Linked DNA regions of Mus musculus: region 1 is linked to region 2. Evidence: chromatin loops called from intact Hi-C (ENCODE). Cell type or tissue: left cerebral cortex. All regions are shown on one strand. Each heading gives the region's core, and the rest is flanking DNA. Links, peaks and the distances in the headings are about the cores only.

Region 1 (4,390 bases), core at 309-4,308, 50 kb before region 2:
CTGTAACCTTAGTTTGTAGGCTGTTGGCTAGCACTGCAGGGTTCATCCCTGGTTCCTCATAGAGCAGCTAGGGTGAGTGCCTCAGACCTGGGATCCCACAATCCAGGAGATAAAGGCAGCCCAAGGTCCTTCTCAGCTGTACAGCAAATTCCTCAGAAGAACAAAGAAATAAGAACAGGAAGGTCCCCCTTGAAGGAGTCCTTCCCAAGGACCCCCATTCTAAGTACCCCACTGGCCCTTTGCTTAAGGCAGTATGCTGAGGCCATCTCAAAGAGATGCTGAGTTGTTTGTTTACAAACAGAGTGGGGGAGGGGCGGTTAGTTAGATTCCCTAGGTGTTCTTTATGACTCATGAGCAGACACTCCCTGGCTGTGAGGGAATCCTGGACCAGCCCTTCACACCTCACAGGGGAATCCTCAATTGCTTAGTGAGTACCTGAGGCTCTTTAAAGTCCCTCCTCGGAAGCTCTCAGAGGCTCAGAATGTTGAGCCTTCAGCTTCAGGGTGACTGGGGTCAGCGCCAGCCTGGAATGCCAACCCATGATATCAGTACAAGGATGGTATCAGTGAGGGACAGGTTCTGTGTACAAATGCCTGAGGAAGGGAAACAACTCCAACTCCCCATGGCAAGGAGATGAAGCTGCCATTCTCAGGACTCTCCATCAGTAAGCCATCTCTTCTATAAGGTTACTAGGGTCCCTTCAGTAAGAAAAACCTGCCTGGGTGCTGACAGTTCTCCAGTACCCTCCAGACCTTCTCTTTGTTTTGACCCAGGTCAATGTGACTTCAAAATTTGCTTACCAGCCCTCTTGCTTCAGGGAACACACACACACACACACACACACACACACACACACACACACACGCGCGCGCCTCCCAACTCAGCAATCTTATTTGGGTCAAATGTAATCCACCCAAATCAGATTGCGTGCCTTTTAGAGGTGACAACACCATGCGAGTAAGAGCCTGCCTGCCTCCCTCCCTCCCTCCCTTCCTTCCTTCCTTCCTTCCTTCCTTCCTTCCTTCCTTCCTTCCTTCCTTCCTCTTTTCCTTCCCACGACCCTGAAGTGATTCCCATGGGATAGAATGGAAGCCCCAATCGAGGACCATGTTCTTTTTTTATTTTTTTTTAATTTTAATTTTAATTAATTAATTTATTTAGCTTACTTTGCTTTGTAAAAATCCAGCCTTAAAGGTCATTTCATCTGGCCAGCAGCCGGATGCCCCAAGAAAGAGCAGCATTGCTTTATTTTTATAATTCAGTTTTCAAACTTCTTAGACCTGGGAAGATCTGGGATATTCCTTGTAAGGACGTCCCAGGATGAGATCTAAGAACACCACATTTCCCTGCTGCACTGGGTTCAGCTTCCGCCCCCTCAATTCTGAATTCTTAGGGTGGCTTTCTCAGAAGCAACCCCTCCCCTCCACGCAACAATTCTGGAGCCAGTTTCTGGGGAGCTCCGAGGTGAGTCCTGAGCCAAACACTTGAACGTTGTGGTTCCAGCCCACCCACCTTGAGGACCACGCTCCCACGTCCCCGCAGTAGCCCACTGACACCATCACAAGCCCTTCCCTGCCCTTGGGCTTCTTACCTGGTCACTGCACTGACTCCCGGATACCCAGAACCCTGAGCGCAGCAATGCCACCAGAGCGAGTCAGATCCTAGCACGGCAGGCTTCCAGACAGTCTTTTTACCCCCGGGGATAGAATAACTCAGAGGTGGGTTGAGCATACAGCCTCCTCGTAAAATCTACCTTTAGGCTCGACCCTCCCCTCCTCCGGTTGCTGTGCAAGAGGGACAGGGGAGGAGCGTGTGGCCCAGCCTCCTGACAGCTCCAAGCTGCTGCGACTCAGGCTCACACAACACTAGCTCCAGGGACAGCCACCACTTGGACCTCTTCGAGCGCCCATGCGTGGATCCTGACTGTGCCTGGGGGGCGGGGAGGGTGATGATGGGCTCTTAGTTTCCTAGTCTGACACCCGATTCTCATCAGGCTCGCGACGAGCTGTGCCCATCCCCAAGCCTATCTTTCTAGCCCCGTTCTGTTCTCCATATCCGCAAAGTTCACGGAATCACTGAACACTAGTCGAGAATCTAAAAGGTTCCGCGCAGCTCGTATTTTGCTACTTTGTACCCAGAATCCCGCTTCACCTCTTGAGGAGATTACGTTCCAGACTAGAAGGCCTGCCCCTACCCAGCTTTCTTACTTTGCGATTATGAGGAACAGAGTGATTGAAGAGTCCGTCTCATAGCTCAGTCTGACTAGGCTATTAATGATTGCTGTAAAAACATTTCCATGCAAATACAAACATCCTCTCCAAGGGCGTGGGGGTGGAGGTGGAGATGTGAAAGGTTCTCTATAGGAGCAGAAATTTGGAAGATTCTTGAGGGCTCTTTCTCAGCGGTATAAAAAGTGTAAACAACGGGGGGCGGGGCGGGGGTGGGGGCGGGGTGGGGGGTTGGAGATTCTAAGGACTGAAGAACAAAGGAGAGATTTGGATTGCCAGGATGTATACAAAAGTGCAGAGAGCTCCAGGATTGCGGCTTTAATGAGTCATCGCTCGCACCCACGGAGCTGTGGTGCTGTGTGGGAGTGACGCAGTTGCTCCTATGAGTACCCCTTCATCCATACTTCTGTTAGGAACCCCAATCCTGACGAACTCACTGGTTCACCAAGCTAGACACTGGGGAAATTGTTCTATGGATCAGTCTGGGTTCCCTTTCTGGGGTGCATTAACATGTGTGTTGTATCTCCCCGGCAAAAAGGTTTTCTCCTCAAACCCATCTTCCGATCATTCATCTAAAGCTGTTTAGAAACTTTAGGGAAATTAGGTTGAAATTTATCTGTTGTATTACAGTATTATACTTTTGATTATTTTGGATTAGGTTAAGTTCTCACTTAGTCTTTATGAGTTTAAAACAATAATTTTCTGCAGGATCAAGGGAGAGTAAGAAGGAGACCTTGGTGTCTAGCTTTAGAAATGTAATCTAACAGTTTAGCAAGGCAGAGGGGATAGAGGAGAAGGGCTCTGGCCTAACAAAGCTAGGTTTGCCATGTTCAGGTCTACTAGAGCCTCTTCGGACGAACACAATAACTGAGAAGTAAATATAGGATATTTATAGAGGCCTGAAAATACTGATCAGTGGTAGGGCACTTGCCTAGTACACATGAGGTCTTAAAGAACCAGCCAGCCTCCATTTTAGTAAAGACAATCCAGGATCATTCCTGTTTATGATTAAACCTCTGCTTCTCAAAGACTGGGCTGTGCCCCACCGGGAACAGTGAAAAGGAAACAGGAGCCACATTGTTATACATTGTTATTAAGTCTCCATTCCCTACAAGAAGTGTCTGTTCCCTAGGACCAGTGTATCTTGCAAACCATGTTTTTCTGTCTACATTGAACTTGCAATCCCATGATGTTTGTTCATTCTTTTGCCTTGCTAAACTCCCGAACCTGTGACTATGACTGCCTTCTTTGGGTTTTGTTTGTTTGTTTCTTTTGGTTTTGGTTTTTCGAGACAGGGTTTCTCTGTGTAGCCCTGGCTGTCCTGGAACTTATTCTGTAGACCAGGCTGGCCTCAAACTCAGAAATCCTCCTGCCTCTGCCTCCCGAGTGCTGGGATTAAAAGTGTGTGTCACCACGCCTGGTTTATGACTGCCCTCTTGCCTTATGAAAATATGCCTTCCCAGATACTCTGATGACTCTTCTTTCACATGATTTATTCTTCCACTTCTTTTTATTGCCTTCTTTTTTGCAGCCCAATATCCTGCCACCTGTTTTTTATCACACTTTACCCCACAGAAACCCTTGAGCCCTGAGTCCGCTGCTCTTCGTCTAGGCACTAATAGCTAATTATCCCCATAATAGCGGTCTCAAAAGCTGATAAGGATCTGCTCTCTGAAATTCCGATTTTGGGAGAGGCAACTGACTGGCCAGTCTAAATAAAGTTTGCTTAATCAGAGCATTGTGGAAATGCTCTCCACCCCAACCCACCCCCATCAGGTCTAGCGTAACTTTAACTACAGATGGTTCCGTAATGCCTGCTCCAGCAATGAACCATGCCTTTGTTTCAAAAAGTTGTCTGTAGCCATCTTGCAATCCTACCTATGTTTCAAAAGGTTATATGACCACCTACGGCAACCTTGTTATGAGTGCCTGTTAATATGACTAATAGGTTTCTCCGCCAACTCAGTATGCCAGTTCAAGGTGAATCAAGACTATAAGGGCAGGTTTATTGAGAGACAGCTCCCAGGCTGGTTCTCAGATGTCACAGGAGGAGTTCAGTGGAGTTGAAAAGCTGGGTTAAAGCGAAGGGGTTTCATAGAGCTTAGGTAAGGAGTGAGGACGTGCCAGCTAGGAGCCCATACATGGCCAAAACACCGTACCCC
Region 2 (4,390 bases), core at 171-4,170:
GGTAAGTGGTTCCCAGACTTAACTTTTGGGCCACAGCACGAATTCCCAGAGGAGTTGAGAGAGTCAACAGAATTGCCAAACTATTCATTTTTTTGCCAACAATAACAATAACAAAAGGCTACCATTTCTGAGAGGAAGGGATATTTCAAACACCAATAAAAAGGGAAGTTCCTAATTTCAAAGCAAAAGAGAGCCCGTCCCCCAAAATACATTTAACTACGGAGAGTTCAAAACAATATCATTATGGTTCCACACAAATGCAGAAATATTTGCAACATTAAATTTTATTTAGTAACACAGTGTGTGTATAAGCGTCCCCTTAATTTTATGGTACAAGTGTGCATTTGACACGGGTTTTTTTTTTTCAACTTACATGGATCTAAAGTGCAACTTGCTCTGATGTTTTACTCCTATCACTGACGCTGTTAAAAGTTCCGTCTCAGGGGACTGTCTGGGAAGATGTCTCAGGAGAGAGGTGCCTGCTGTGCAGCATCTGGACCTGAGCTGGATTCCTGGACACGAAAGAAGAGACTGGGGGAGAATACATGGTGGGGATTAAGAGGAACAGAGGGGTGGGAGAAGGCTTGGGAGGAAGAATTTACAAAAACACATTTACTTCCTTTGAAAATACCACAATGATATCTAATGGTCTGTATATTACTTTAAAAATTAAAAAAAAAAATTAGCTACATGTGGGTGGTGGCATATGCCTCTAAACCCAGCACCCCAGAGTCAGAGGCAGGCTTAAGATCTCTATGAGTTCAAAGCCAGCCTGGTCTACATAGAGAATTCCATTCCTACTAAGGCTACATCATGAGGCCATCTCTCAAAAAACAAGTAAATAAGCAAAATAAAGCCTGCGGGTTGTGGGTTGCACACCTGAGTTTAGGTGATGTTTCAAAGTGTCTTTTATAAGATTTGTGGACCACACAGATGGAATAAGGAAGCACTGCTAGGAAGCAGGATGTTGGTGAGTTAGGGAGCTAGGAGCTTGCTACAGTGCTGATGGAACCTCAGCGTTAGTTCCATATTTTATCATTTCGGTTCTGTGAGCAAAATCACAAGCTCATCCACTCGCAGAGATAAATTAAAATAAAAAAGAAAAATCAATTTGTAGTAAGAATTATTTTTTGAAATTACTGAATTATTTATTTATTTATTAAAAAAATAATGTTTCATTTTTTACAATCTGTGCCCACAGTAATACCTTAGCCTCCTTGTTGCTGCTGTGGTAAACTGCCTGACCAAAACTACTTAAGGAAGAAAAAGTTCGTTTAGCTCAGAGTTCAGGTACAGAAGAGCACGTCAAACAGATCAAGGCAGCAGGTGCGTCACGTAACTGGTCACATGACATCTGCAGTCAGAGGCAAGAGGAATGAGCTGCGGTGTGCCCAGCTCACTTCTCCCCCTCTGCAGACTCCAGGGTCTCCATCCAGGGAATGGTCGTGCATACAGCTAAGCTGGATTTTTCCATATCAACTAACTTCGTCAAAGTAATGCCCCAAAGGCATGGAGAGAGGCTTGTCCTCAAGGTGACGCTAGGTGTCATCATGTTGACAGCACTAACCTTCCTTCATAGCCACAGTACTGGTTTCCCTCACGTCTGAGAAAATGACATCTGTGGGAAAAGCGGAGTCGTATTTAATTTACTAGAATGTGCGCGCCCTCTGGTGGAGAACATGCAAAATCAAAGACGGACCTTTCTTACCAGATGTCCCAGCCTCGCCACACTCAGCACAGCATCTCTAGAAGTGTATTATAAAGGCAAACAAAATACTACTCGATACTTTTTTTTTCAGTAGAAAAACGAAGAATCTGAAAGTAATACTATGAGTGTTACCATTTCACAGTTAAGAAAACCAACGCTATCAAAAGTTGACTGTCTTCTCATCGTAACTTACTGAAATTTGGCTTTTGCTTTGGAACAGAATCCGTTTATGAAGCCAGAATTGATATTATGAACGCCTGTAACACCACAAAAAGAGACACATTAAGAGAAACACGCGAGCAGGGCGTGGTGGTACACGCCTTTAATCCCAGCACTTGGGAGGCAGAGGCAGGTGAATTTCGAAGTTCGAAGCCAGCCTGGTCTACAGAGTGAGTTCCAGGACAGCCAAGGCTACACAGAGAAACCCTGTCTCAAAAAACCAAAGAGAGAGAGAGAGAGAGAGAGAGAGAGAGAGAGAGAGAGAGAGAGAGAGAGATGCATGCACACACACACACACACACACACACACACACACCTAGTGCTTAAGATACCTTACTTCTGCCATGCTTAATGGTTCTCCCCACCCTGCATGAACCGGTAGGAGTCTGATTAAGATCTGACAGGACAGATGGCAGACGGCACCCATGGCAATGAGGTAGGGGCTATGGGAGGATGTGAAGCAGATAGTTGAAGATGTGTCCAACTTACAGGCCAGGATAGCTATGGATATAGCCCAACACAAACTCATACACTCACCTAAAAAAATGATGAGGTTCATTTCGATTGTGCACTTTGAAAGTGCAGGCTTACAGAGCCCCAAAGAAGCTGCATCAGCAGGAGTTGACACCTGCACAGTCACCAGGCAGCTCTTCCCGGAGGAAGCCCCAGGCTTGTGTATAATGCAGAGAGCTAGGGGTCTAATCCCACAGAAACTGGTCCGGGAGCTGCTACACCTGCGTAAGGGAGAGGCAGTAGATGGTTGTTCCTGGTAGGGTCCTGAAAGTAAGCTTTCAATTTGGAAGAGTGTTTTTCCTTCTTCTGAAGATTGTCCTTGTAAGAGTGACCACCACTGTATCCCATCTCATACAGGGCAAGTTCCCCCAACCCTTGCCTGAGACACAGCTGAGAGGGCTGGTATTGTCCCTGAGCCTAGCTTCATTCTAAAACAAGCCAGGGCCACTGTAGAATGGACTCAACACCTTAATCCGGGTTTAGGTCAGTCTATTGTTTTAAGAAGCTCCCATGGACTCACTGCAACCATTGGAAGGCAGACACAGAGCAAAGCAGGTTAGCAGGCTGGTGGAAGGGCAAGGGCGGGGCTGGTAGTCAGTACCTTCTTATAATTTGCCTGCAGGGTTCTGTACAAATGACTGGAACTCCCAGCCCACGTTTGGTTTGAATAGAGCCGGGGGTTTCAGTACTGACTGAATGCCTTGAGTTATATACATGAAAACCAGGTTTCAGTGGTTGACAGAGCAGAGTATTTGTATCAAGAGGGTAGAGGTGAAAGAATTGGGAGTTCAAAGCCAGTCTTGACTTGAAGCAAATGTGAGACCTGCCTGAACACGTTAGGAGAGTGTCTCAAAAACATTACCTAGACATCAAAAGAGCAAAGCTTGGACCCTGTTGGGGAAGCCCACAGTCCTCTAGCAGACCTAGGAGCCTCCCTTCAGCAAAGCTGGTCCTGGAGACTAGTGGAGTGCTTTTAGTCCCTCTTCCAAATGTGCATTTTCCAGAGTGAAGTTTATTAAAGTTTGGCTCTCTTTGAAGTCTGGGCCATGGCTCTCGGATACGCTTATTCACAGGGTGTGACAAGATGAGTGAGTGTGCAGATCTACACCCAACAGTAGCAAGGGCCAGAAGAGAGTAGGGTGAATTGGCCACTTGATTTCCCACTGTGCATCAAGACTAGGGTCAGGGCCTGGGAGCCACCATTACCAGAGGGCGTAGGCTTTTGAGTTCTTTAGAAGCAATGTAACTTTCCATCTAAAGCGCAACTGGTCAACCGTGAGCTGCATTAAATGATTCTAGGTAATTATCCCTTAAAGAGTCCATGCCCGCCCATATGTGCCTGACTCATCTCACTTTCTAGGTTTATTAAAGAAGCCCACACCCATGCAAAAACATACAAACAAACAAACATAAACAAATACAAGGTTCTGCATCCATGGGGGCATTACCTCTAATAAACAGGATCATATGGAAGTAACCTGTGTATGCCTAGCACAGCCTCAGTTAGATAAGCTCTGAAAATGCATTTAGGAAAATTATTGCTAACCACTGCAAAGCATAATGACTAAGAACATCAATATGGGAGAACATTTTCAGCCAGGCTACAAGTCTAGTGCAATGCAGGCTTTTTTTTTTCTTCTTCTTCTTAGGTGAACAGAGAGAAAAAACTATCTTATCTGTGTATATGGATTCCAACAGTGGAGATTTGAATAAAGTGAACATTTTCTCAATTTGCTTTCCAGTTTTTGCATGCAGCATCTCGGAATTGTGAAAATAGAGAAAGTTACGCATTAATTTTCTGTTTGTCTGTTTTTTGTTTGGTTTTTGAAGTTGGGACATTCAAGGACAGCATCTTGGGCAGAGCTCTGTGATGCCCAGGGTTTGTTGGTCAGAGATGAACCCTGATGCATTCGCACAAAAGGGATCATTTAGAAAAACTGATGAGACCTC

The links. A loop is a pair of places that touch in the nucleus more often than their neighbours do. Peaks named below come from ENCODE experiments on the same cell type or tissue, not always from the same donor. Only the 100,000 strongest peaks of a DNase experiment are listed, where the experiment ranks them.
Region 1: it touches region 2 in a loop (2.2-fold over the local background); 1 of 42 quality-filtered maps calls a loop at or near these places.

What each region holds. Positions count from the first base shown.
Region 1 is chr17:43,565,988-43,570,377 of GRCm38, reverse strand. It overlaps Pla2g7 (phospholipase A2, group VII (platelet-activating factor acetylhydrolase, plasma)), which reads right to left and starts at 1,927. Exons shown (of 12, transcript NM_013737.5): 1 at 1,592-1,927. In left cerebral cortex, for the core only: no CTCF peak of the experiment used is centred there; DNase peaks (open chromatin) are centred at 1,443, 1,944 and 2,565; H3K4me3 peaks cover 1,251 bases; H3K27ac peaks cover 1,151 bases.
Region 2 is chr17:43,516,061-43,520,450 of GRCm38, reverse strand. No RefSeq gene overlaps it. Among named protein-coding and RNA genes, the nearest start is that of Mep1a, 15 kb to the right of the region's middle. In left cerebral cortex, for the core only: a CTCF peak has its summit at 1,679 (motif pointing left); a DNase peak (open chromatin) is centred at 1,654.